Linked DNA regions of Homo sapiens: region 2 is linked to region 1. Evidence: read pairs that join two places in POLR2A ChIA-PET (ENCODE). Cell type or tissue: Panc1. All regions are shown on one strand. Each heading gives the region's core, and the rest is flanking DNA. Links, peaks and the distances in the headings are about the cores only. Region 1 has its middle 46 kb from the start of RNF135. Region 2 overlaps NF1 (neurofibromin 1).

Evidence for each region. Peaks named below come from ENCODE experiments on the same cell type or tissue, not always from the same donor. Only the 100,000 strongest peaks of a DNase experiment are listed, where the experiment ranks them.
Region 2: POLR2A ChIA-PET joins it to region 1 with 6 read pairs; 9 of 35 experiments call an interaction of 5 or more read pairs at or near these places.

Annotation. Positions count from the first base shown.
Region 1 is chr17:31,014,050-31,019,430 of GRCh38, forward strand. It overlaps the pseudogene LOC107984974. Among named protein-coding and RNA genes, the nearest start is that of RNF135, 46 kb to the left of the region's middle. In Panc1, for the core only: CTCF peaks have their summits at 1,790 (motif pointing right) and 1,997; no DNase peak of the experiment used is centred there.
Region 2 is chr17:31,098,776-31,104,156 of GRCh38, forward strand. All of the region lies in intron 1 of NF1 (neurofibromin 1), which reads left to right. Among named protein-coding and RNA genes, the nearest start is that of MIR4733HG, 6.0 kb to the left of the region's middle. RefSeq lists a silencer at 4,888-5,069. In Panc1, for the core only: no CTCF peak of the experiment used is centred there; no DNase peak of the experiment used is centred there; H3K27ac peaks cover 450 bases.

The sequences.
Region 1 (5,381 bases), core at 296-5,295:
ATGGAATTGTTTGTTTTTTTTTTCTTGCTGATTTGTTTGCATACTTTGTAGATTCTGGATATTAGTCCTTTGTCAGATGTTTTTCTTAATCCTTAATTTTTTTTCCCCCCTGAGATACGGTCTTGCTTTGTCAACCAGGATGTAGTGCAGTGGCATGATCGTGGCTTACTGCAGCCTCAGCCTCCCAGGCTCAAGCGATCCTCCCACCTCAGCCTCCTGAGTAGCTGAGACTACAGACGTATGCCACCACCCTTGGCTAACTTTTAAATTTTTTTTGTAGAGGTGGGGTCTTACTGTGTTGCCCAGGCTGGTCTCAAACTCCTGGGCTCAAGTGATCCTTTCGCCTCAGCCTCCCAAAGTGCTGGGATTACAGGCATGAGCCACTGTGCCTGACTAATTTTTAATTCTTTTTATTTTAATTTTTTAAAAAAGCAAGAAACCAGCAGAGAGATTTAATTCTTCAACTAGTTTAATAACACCCAAAGGGAAAGTATAGAAATGTGATTTTTTGTTTTTGCTTATAAACATAAATTTATATGTTTAAGTAGTAGAGCGGAAGTAACAAGATGGAGTAAATACTTCCCAGGAGGAAATACTTCATGAATTGAGGGTGGAGGTAAAAACATTCTTCCATTGAACACATTTATAAATGGTTAGGTGTTATTGAAATACTATGCATAACACTCAGCTTCAAGAACAATATAGTCAAATAGATTTAATACCCTAACTTACCAAGTTTGTTTGAAACATAACCCTTAAGTTTTGGTCTTCCTTTATTATTTGAAGGTGATAGATCACAGAATCATAGAATTGGGGAACTGATAGGTGATTTGTCTGTCCTTGAACCTTGGCAAATTAGTATCTTAAAAAAATTAGCATTGATACCAACATGCAAAATTTCTCCAGTCACCAACACTTAACACTGTTTTGTTGTACTATTTTCAGCTGTCCACAGGAAATCTACTGTATTCCAATATGTCTAACATGTGAAGTGTCATTTTTGTCTAACATTTTTAGTTCCACCTTTTAAATTTTTGTCAAAAAAATCATTTTCATTATGGCTTTGGGCCGAAAACTGTATTGTCATCTTTGATACAAGTTTCTTATTGATTTGTATTAGATCTTTCAGAATAGCTCTCTTAATTTTCATTTCCTTTCCCTTTCCATATGACTTTCCTCGTTCAGGGTCTTTTCATCCTACTGTTGGATGATTACAACAGCTTCATATATGGTCGCCTCTAATCTTTCTTTCTCCTAGTGGGCCCTGAATACCACTGATAGGAAAATATGACTGTAATTACAGCCATGCTCAAGAACCTGAAATGGCTCCCTGTTATCTACCTCAATCAGTCCAAGCCCTATTGTCTGACTTCTAAGCTCCTCTTACTGGCTCATGCATATTTCCAACAGTATTTACTTTTACACCTTAGCACAAACTCTTTGGTTAGACTCTTCAAAGTCTTTTAAATACTACATTGTCATACCCTCGTTGGCGCTCTTCCATTGCTAGGAAAGTCCTCCTTTTCCTGTATGTATTTAAAGCAGCAGTCCCCAACCTTTTTGGCACAGGGACTGGTTTTGTGCAAGACAGTTTTTCCAAGGATGTGGGGAGCAGGGGATGTGTTGGGATGAAACTGTTCCATCTCAGATCATCAGGCATTAGATTCTTGTAAGGAGCGCACAACCTAGATCCCTTGCACGCGCAGTTCACAATAGGGTTCCAGCTCCTATGAGCATCTAATGCTGCTGCTGATCTGACAGAAGGTGGAGCTCAGGCCATAATGCTTGCTCTCCTGCTGCTCACCTCCTGCTGTGTGGCCCGGTTGTAACAGGCCACAAACTTGTACCGGCCCATGGTCCAGGGGTTGGAGACCCCTGCTTTAAAGCCCAGATGAGTTCCCCTCTCCCCTAAAGCCCTTTCTTTACTGTTCAGATTCAAGTTGTTCTCCTGATTTTCTGAGCTCTTACTTGTACTCACTGTTGAACCATGTAGTAAATGAGAGGTAAAATCCAGCATAGTGGTTAAGATCATGAAGTCGAGAGCCAGATGGGTTTAGCATCTATACTTTAGACCCTGGCTCTGCCACTTACTACTGTGTGACCTTGGGCTACTTAATTGACCCCCTTGTGCCTTAGTTTCCTCATCAGTAAAATAGGGAAAATAATAATATCTACCTTAGAGGGTTATTGTAAGGATTAAGGATGAATGTAAAGTATTTAGAATAGTACCTAACATAGTGATATGCGTTTACATTATAATCAGTATCACTAAGCACTTGTTTATTCTCAGGTATTTTTGTTTCTGGTTTTTGTTTTTGTTTTGCGTATAGTATTTTTTAATCTTTCCACTTAGATAGTAAGCTCTTTTAAGCCAGAGTGTTACATCTTTTGTTTCGGTCTCATTTTTCTTGGTAGTTATTCAGCAAAACCCATTTTCTAATTTGATTTCTCTGTAGCCTGTGTTCCTGTATAAAAACCTCTAATAAGCTCTCCTTTAAATGAGCTACTGAGGGAGACATTTGGAAAGAAAAAGCCATGAATGGTTACAAGAATTCACCTTCCTGGGGTCAGAGGGCTGGTAACAACTTACAAAAACTTCCACCTTATGAATTAGTCTCTAGATTTTGGTAGTTTAAACTGGGAACATTTTGAGGCAGAAACGAGACAAGTATAGTTTTGGTGTTTTATATAGAAGTAACTTTTAGTCTTTTTTAAAAAAATGGAATATTCATTTATAGCTGTTAAACTTTTTTAAAAATAATGGAATAATCTTTTGTAGCAAATGGAATGTTTGTATAATCTATCTCACATGTCAAATTATTAATTTCAAAAATCTTTTTCACAGGACTTCCTGATCCATTTGCTAAGGTGGTGGTTGATGGATCTGGGCAATGCCATTCTATAGATACTGTGAAGAATATGCTCGATCCAAAGTGGAATCAGCATTATGACCTGTAGGTTTAAACGATTAGTTTGAAATGAAACATATAATTAATATTACTTGATATAGTCTTTGAAAAGAATCGTGGGAAATGATCTGAGTTTCATCTATGCTATAATTTGGTCTTCACAAAAGGTGTAAAGAAAAGCCCAGTGGGAATGTGCTTTGGTTTATAGACAGGTTTTGAAAGATGAGGTATCCCTAAAATTCTATGAAGAACAAAATGAAACTGGCTCACAGTAGAGCAGTCCCCCCAACTTTTTTCAATTAAATAAAGGTATTAATTCACCACTTTAGACCAATTATAAAACCAGAAATCAGAATTTTGATTACACTGAATAGGCATTCTTTTTGCCTTTATGTAGAGGGTTTCTTTCTTTTAAATTTTATTTTAATCATAGGAGTATATGCACCATTTAAAAAAGGCAAATGATACTATAAAGGTTTTATGGAAAACAGCAAGGTCCCTGGTCCTTTCTCATTCCTGATTCCCATCCTCAAGGCAACTGCTCTAATAACTTTGGCTGTTTATTCTGGTATTTTCATCTGTTTCTAGATATGTTCCTTATTTTATACCATCACAGTTTTCTTTTTTCAGTTTTATGTAATTTTTTTTTTTTTTTTTGAGACAGAGTCTTGCACTGTCACCCAGGCTGGAGTGTAGTGGCACCATCTTGGCTCACTGCAATCTCTGCCTCTTGGGTTCAAGCAATTCTCCTGCCTCAGCCTCCCGAGTAGCTGGGAATGCAGGTGCCCACCACCATGCCCAGCTAATTTTTGTACTTTTAGTAGAGACAGAATTTCACCATGTTGGCTAGGCTCGTCTCGAACCCCTGACCTCAAGTGATCTGCCTGACTCGGCCTCCGAAAGTGCTAGGATTACAGATGTGAGCCACTGCGCCCAGCCTAGTTTTAGATATTTTCGAATTTCCTACATAGAAGATAATTCAGCTTTATTTTTTATTAAAAATTCTTTTAAAATTAGAGACAGTCTCACTCTGTTGCTCAGGCTGGAGTGCAGTGGCATAATCATAGCTCACTGCAGCCTCAAACTCCTGGACTCAACGGATCCTCCCACCTCACCCTCCTGAGTAGCTGTAACTACAGGTGCATGCCACCATGCCAAACTAATTTTTTTTTTTTTTTTGGTAATTTTCTGTAGAGATGGGGTCTTCCTATATTGCCCAGTCTGGTTTTGAATTCCTGGGCCCAAGTGATTCTCCCTCCTTTGCCTCCCAAAGTATTTGGATTACAGGCATGGGGTATGATGCCCAGCCCAGTGGTTCAGCTTTTAAAATTGGTATTCGTCATCCCCATTCCCATGACACTCACAAGCCCCTTCCTTTCTTTAATCTTCCAATATAATTATAGGAACCTTTTTGATTAAACCATTGTTCCATGTTTACATTATTATGATTATGTAAATATCCATAGTTGGGTCACATGGGTACAAGAATTATATTTTCTTTCTTGACAGCTTTTGTTTTTTCTGAAGTTAGTAGCTACTTTTCCCTTTTGTTTAGTTTTCTATTTATCTCCTAGCTAGAAATGAGAAATTACATGTCATAATCCTCAAACTCTCCTACAGAACTAAAGATCTTTTCTCCATATATTCAATTCTGTCAGTATTCCATTGGCTTTGTTTCTTCTTGGAGATACCCCTCCTGGGGGTCTGTGTTCTCTTTCTTCAGTCTGGTGTGATGGTTCTCTAAGACCTGCTGTGCAGTTGTCCTGGGACTTGCCTTTATTGTTATGTTGGCAATTTCCTTTGTCTCTTCTAGATTTAGTGACTCTCTTGATTTGGTGAACCCTATCTTCTGTTGTCATTTTGAGAAATAATACAAAGATGGGGAGAAAGTTGAGATCTTATCAGAAAATATATTTTGGTTTCTTATCTGTTGGTATGGTTTGAGTACAGGCTTCTAGATGAAATAGCACTTTATCTCCAAATGTTGAATACATTGCTCCATTATCTTCTAGGTTTAGATTTGTACTGTTGAGTAGAAATATAATGTAAGCCACAAATGGGAGTTCATCTGTAATTTTAAATTTCCTAGTATCCACATTAAGATAAGTAAAAAGAAACAGATGACATTAAGCATAATAAACTGGGCATGGTGGCTTGCACCTGTAATCCAGCTACTCGGGAGGCTGAGATGGGAGGATAACTTGAGGCCAGGAGTCTGTGACCACACTGGGCAACATAGCAAGACCCGTAATACAATATAGTTATATTATGCATAATAAGCATAATTTATTATGCTGAAAATTAAGCATAATATATGTTATTTAATTCAATATATCAAAAATATTTTCAACATGGTAGTATAAAAATATTGAGCTACTTATTTATGTATATATACATATTTACTATGTCTTTGAAAAATCAGTGGTTTTCTCATTTTATGTTAAGAAAAATCAGTGGTTTCTTTTGCAGCTT
Region 2 (5,381 bases), core at 234-5,233, 85 kb after region 1:
ACAAAAATTAGCTGGGTGTGGTGGTGGGTGCCTGTAGTCCCAGCTACTTGGGAGGCTGAGGCAGGAGAATGGCCTGAACCTGGGAGGTGGAGCTTGCGGTGAGCCGAGATTGCGCCACTGCACTCCAGCCTGGGTGACAGAGCGAGACTCCATCTCAGAAAAAAAAAAAAAAAAAAAGAATCTTAATAGTTTCAACTGTTTATAAAACTTTTGAATTTTGGATTATATTATCTGTACTTTGCTTTACTGGGCCCAGGGGGAGTTAAGCTTTCCTTCTTATTACAGCTAAGAGTTTGCCTGTTGGACCACTTAACGCCCCCAGGGAGCATGTGCATGTCTAAAGATGGCAACTCTGTTTATGATTGCTGTTTTGGTTGGATTTCTAATATTCGGTGTGATTAAAGCAGAAATGCATTTCTAGCCACTGCTGATTACAGACATATTGCACTCTGATGGGTATCGCTTAGCAACTTAGTGCAGTAGACTCAGTTAAAAGAAGTGGATGTGTGCCATATTGACATTTTGAGCTCACATTCTTGTGGGTAATATAAAATTCCTTAACCTGATAATATTGCAGCTAAACCTAGTATTTAGGGTCTAAGTTGAATGAGTATTACCAATTTTAGAAGTAATCACCTCCTTGGTTAGGGAAATGACAGTTGCACAGGTGGACAGCCAGAAAGCTGAATGTTATCAGTTAAATCTTACATCTCTCCTTAACCTGCCTTCGTGGTGCCAAATAGCAAGTTTCTAATTGAAACTGACAAATTGTAGGTGTGTAGCTTTTTTTTTTTTTTTTTTGAGACAGAGTTTCGCTCTTGTCTCCTAGGCTGGAGTGCAATGGGGAGATCTCAGCATACTGCAACCTCTGCCTCCTGGGTTCAAGCCATTCTCCTGCCTCAGCCTCCCAAGTAGCTGGGATTACAGGCGCCCACCACCACGCCTGCCTAATTTTTGTATTTTTAGTAGAGACGGGGGTTTCACCGTGTTGGCCAGGCTGGTCTCCAACTCCTGGCTTCAGGTGATCCACCTGCCTTGGCCTCCCAAAGTGCTGGGATTACAGGCGTGAGCCACCACGCCCGGCCATGTGTAGCTTTTAATTGTGGTTCATTAACCCAGTTTCTAAGCAAATTAGAACCTTCTGTGTATCTCCCCTAGTTCTGTATGCCCCACTGGTTCCTGTAGAGCTTTATTTCTGAAGGGAAGTATGGGAAAACTATGGATATTTGAACTAAAAAAAAAAAAAAAAGAATTAAAAAGAACTCCATCCCAAAATGATTTGTTGTAAATATGTTCATTTAAAGCAATTATATTTTCCATATCTGATCAAGCAAAAGTAGTACATAAAAGCCAAAAAACCCAATTTAAAGAATATGTTATGGAATAAACTCTGATTTTAGAGGTTGTAGTAGCATATTTGTTGTTCTCATACATTGAGTGTTCATCTGAATGTACGTTGAATATGCGGTGAGTGATTCACAGTATAAAATGATTGGCAAGTATCTTCGAAATTACAAACCACATACTGATTAGACAAATAGATTTGCAAAACTGAAGCTTTTTGGATTTAAAAAATATCTCCTAGCCTCATTCTTCAAGCCTGGTGTGTAATTTTTATAAGGCCTTATAGTAGTTGAAAATGAGTACTCTTTTATGGTGACGAATTCTTTATGGTGAGTGAGAAATAATGCTTATTCTTCCAATTTTAGTATATGTGGTGCTGAATCGAGCACAATAATGCTTATTCTTTGCTTCGGAATTTTTTAATTTATTATTATTGTTATTTTAAATTTTTATTTATTTATTTATTTTGAGATGGAGTCTCACTCTGTCGCCCAGGCTGGAGTGCAGTGGCGCGATCTCAGCTCACTGCAACGTCTGCCTCCTGGGTTCAAGCGATTCTCCTGCCTCAGCCTCCCAAGTAGCTGGGACTACAGGCGCATGCCACCACGCCCAGCTAATTTTGTATTTTTAGTAGAGACAGGGTTTCACCGTGCTAGCCAGGATGGGTCTGAATTTCTTGATGTCGTGATCCACCTGCCTTGACTTCCCAAAGTGCTGGGATTACAGGCATGAGCCACCGTGCCCGGCCCGGAATTCATCCTTTAGAAAGATTTCTTCCAGCTGTTCCTCAGTTCTCTGCACTCCCTTACACTTTCCACCTTATCTGTCTGGGAACTAATTTAGTCTTTATGTTGGCTGCTTTCTTTTCACTTTTCAGGCTAAGATTTCCTTTCTCTTGGAAATCAGACGTTTACTTGGTCCTGCAGCTCTCTCTCTGTGGACCAGTCTTTTTTGTTGTTGTTGTTGCCAGATACTCACCGCCTCTACTGTTTATCCACCCATTTCCTTTATAACTCTGAAAAGTAGCTCCTGCCTCTGCTTGATTGCTGTTTTCTTGAAAGTGATTACTTCTGGCAAAACATAGTGGTCATTGCTTAGTTGTAATGCCACTGTGATGTTCCACTCCCCCCGGAAACCAATCTCTTCCAGTTCCCAAGACACAATACTTTTCTACTGAATTGGAGTTCCTTAGCGGGGGTCTTAGTTTTGTTCTGCTATTCAGTGCCTTTGTCCCTATCCTAGCCATTAGCTTTCCTATAGATCCTTGATTTCCTCATCTGTTGAAAAAGAAATGGCTAGAAAATCTTTTAGATTCTTTCAAGTTTAAATATTCGATGATTTTAATATTCTAACAGCATGTCTCTGTGACCCAGCAGTCTATTGGGAGCTGACCCCACTTGATTTACCAAACTCTTTCCCATTATGCCTCTGCATGCACCTATGTTCCAGGCAGGTCACCTCAGTCTCTTCTGTGTGTATCATGCTTCTTCCCACTTCTTGGCCTTTATTTCTGCCAGTCTCTGCCTGAATGCTTTAATTCCTCCTTTGTGCTTTTCTAATTCCTGTCCATCCTTCAATGTTCAGCTCAGATTTCATTTTTTTTTTTTCCCCATGAGGTTGTTTCAGACTAAACTCTGCTATCTCACTTCTTGGTATCCTTGTTACCTGGAGTTTTACAGAACCACACAGTAAGTTTTCTTCCTTTAGGAGGATTGTTTGAACACAGCTTGGCTTTGTTTTCTTTTTTTCTTGTCTTTTTATCAAATGGAGTGCATACTTTCTGAAAAGCAAAGAACGCTATTTGAATTCTCTTCTAGTCACCCCAGTGCCCAGCACAGTCTTAAACACACAGAACATTGATGGAATGTTTTTCATATGATTCCTGGTTGAAGGGTAGACTGGCTAAATAAAAAAAGTGGTACTTTTGGCTTTGTTTTACTGAATTTTACTTCCATGTTTGCAATAGCCTAGGTCTGATAAGTGATATTTTAACTAGGAATGAGTAAGAAAATTAGCATAAAGAAGGAATTTATACATATTTATATTTCCTCCCATAGAGCAAACATGTTTTTTGAATCAGGTTTCAGATCTGATCAACTACTTTTGTAATTTTGGATTTGTCACTTACTGTTAGGATATTTTGCAATGGTGTGATAGAATATGAATGTGAAGCACTTTGAAAAGTCTAAAATTTTTCTAATATAAGATTTATATGTTTTCTTTATAGCTTATTATTATTATTATTTTTTGTGTGTGTGACAGAGTCTTGCTCTGTCACTCAGGCTAGAGTGCAGTGTAGCTTATTACTGATTATTGTGTTTTCATTAAATAAGGGAGAGTAGGCCAGGTGCGGTAGCTGATGCTTGTAATCCCAGCACTTTGGGAGGCCCATGTGGGAGGACTGCTTGAGGCCTTGAATTCAAGACCAGGCTGTGCAACATAGTGAGATGCTGTCTCTAAAAAAAATTAGTTGGGTGTGGTGGCATGTGCCTGTAGTCGCAGCTACTCAGGAGGCTGAGGCAGGAAGATCACTTGAACCCAGGAGTTCAAGCATACAGTGAGCCATGATTGTGCCACTGTACTCCAGCTTCGGTGACAGAGTGAGACCCTGTCTTCCAAAAAAAAAAAAAGAGAGCGTGACTAGTCTCTGGATATTCCTTTGTATGTACCTTGGCCAATATATACCTTACTTTAGTATCCATTGACAAGTTCTCTTTTTTCTTCTTCTTCATTTTTTTTTTTTTGAGATAGAGTCTCGCTCTATTGCCCAGGTTGGAGTGCAGTGGCACGATCTCAGCTCACTGCAAGCTCCACCTTCTGGGTTCAAGCGATTCTCCTGCCTCAGCCTCCCAAGTAGCTGGCATTACAGGCACGTACTACCACACCTGGCTAATTTTTGTATTTTTAAAAGAGACAAGGGTTCGCCATGTTAGCTGGTCTCAAACTACTGACCTCAAACAATCCACCTGCCTCAGCCTCCCAAAGTGCTGGGATTATAGGCATAAGCTGTGGTGCTGGTCTAATATTGTTACATTTTATTTTAAATGTTCCTGTTTTTTGCCCTACTCTTTTTATTTGACTTTTTAACCATTAGGAAATTAGATTCTTTTCTCAAATCTGCTTTATTATTATTATTATTTTGAGACAAGTTCTCGCTTTCTCGCCTAGGCTGGAGTGTAGTGGTACAATTTTGGCTCACTGCAACCTCTGCCTCCCGGGTTCAAGTGATTCTCCTGCCTCAGCCTCCCAAGTAGCTGGGATTACAGGCGTGTGCCACCACACCCAGCTAATTTTTTTGTATTTTTAGTAGAGGCAGGGTTTTACCATGTTGGCTAGGCTGGTCTTGAACTCCTGACCTGAGGTGATCCGCCCGCTTCAGCCTCCCAAAGTGCTGGGATCACAGGCTTGAACCACCGTGCCTGGCCCTATTTTTGTATTTTTACTATAGACGGGGTTTTGCCATGTTGGCCAGGCTGGCCTCAAACACCTGCCTCAGCCTCCCAAAGTGCTGGGATTACAGATGCAAGCCACTGCACCTGGCCTTAAGTCTGCTTTTAAAAAATGTTTTGGCTGGGTGCGGTGGCTCATGCCTATAATTCAAGCTTTTTGGGGGGCTGAGGTGGGAGGATCACTTGGGCCTCAGAGTTTGAGACCAGCCTGGGCAACAGAGTGAGACCCCATCTCTACAAAAAGTAAAAAAAACAAATAAAAAAAAAATCAGCCAGTGTGCATTGGTTGAAAGTAAAGAAAAGAAAAAAAACAGACAAATTAGCCAAGTGTGGTAGTATATGCTACTTGGGAGGCTGAGTCAGGATTGCTTGAGCCCAGGAAATTAAGGCTGCAGTGAGGCATGATTGCACCACTGCACTCTGGCCTGGGTGAGACCCTGTCTCAAAAAAAATTTTTTTTTTTAATATGGAGAAAGTATTTTTGTTTTTCGTTTTTTATTTGGGTACCGGCCACTGCACCCAACCAAACATTTTGTCCTTAAACAAAAGTTTAAGTCATATAATACAGTAGTAAGAATGCCTTATTTT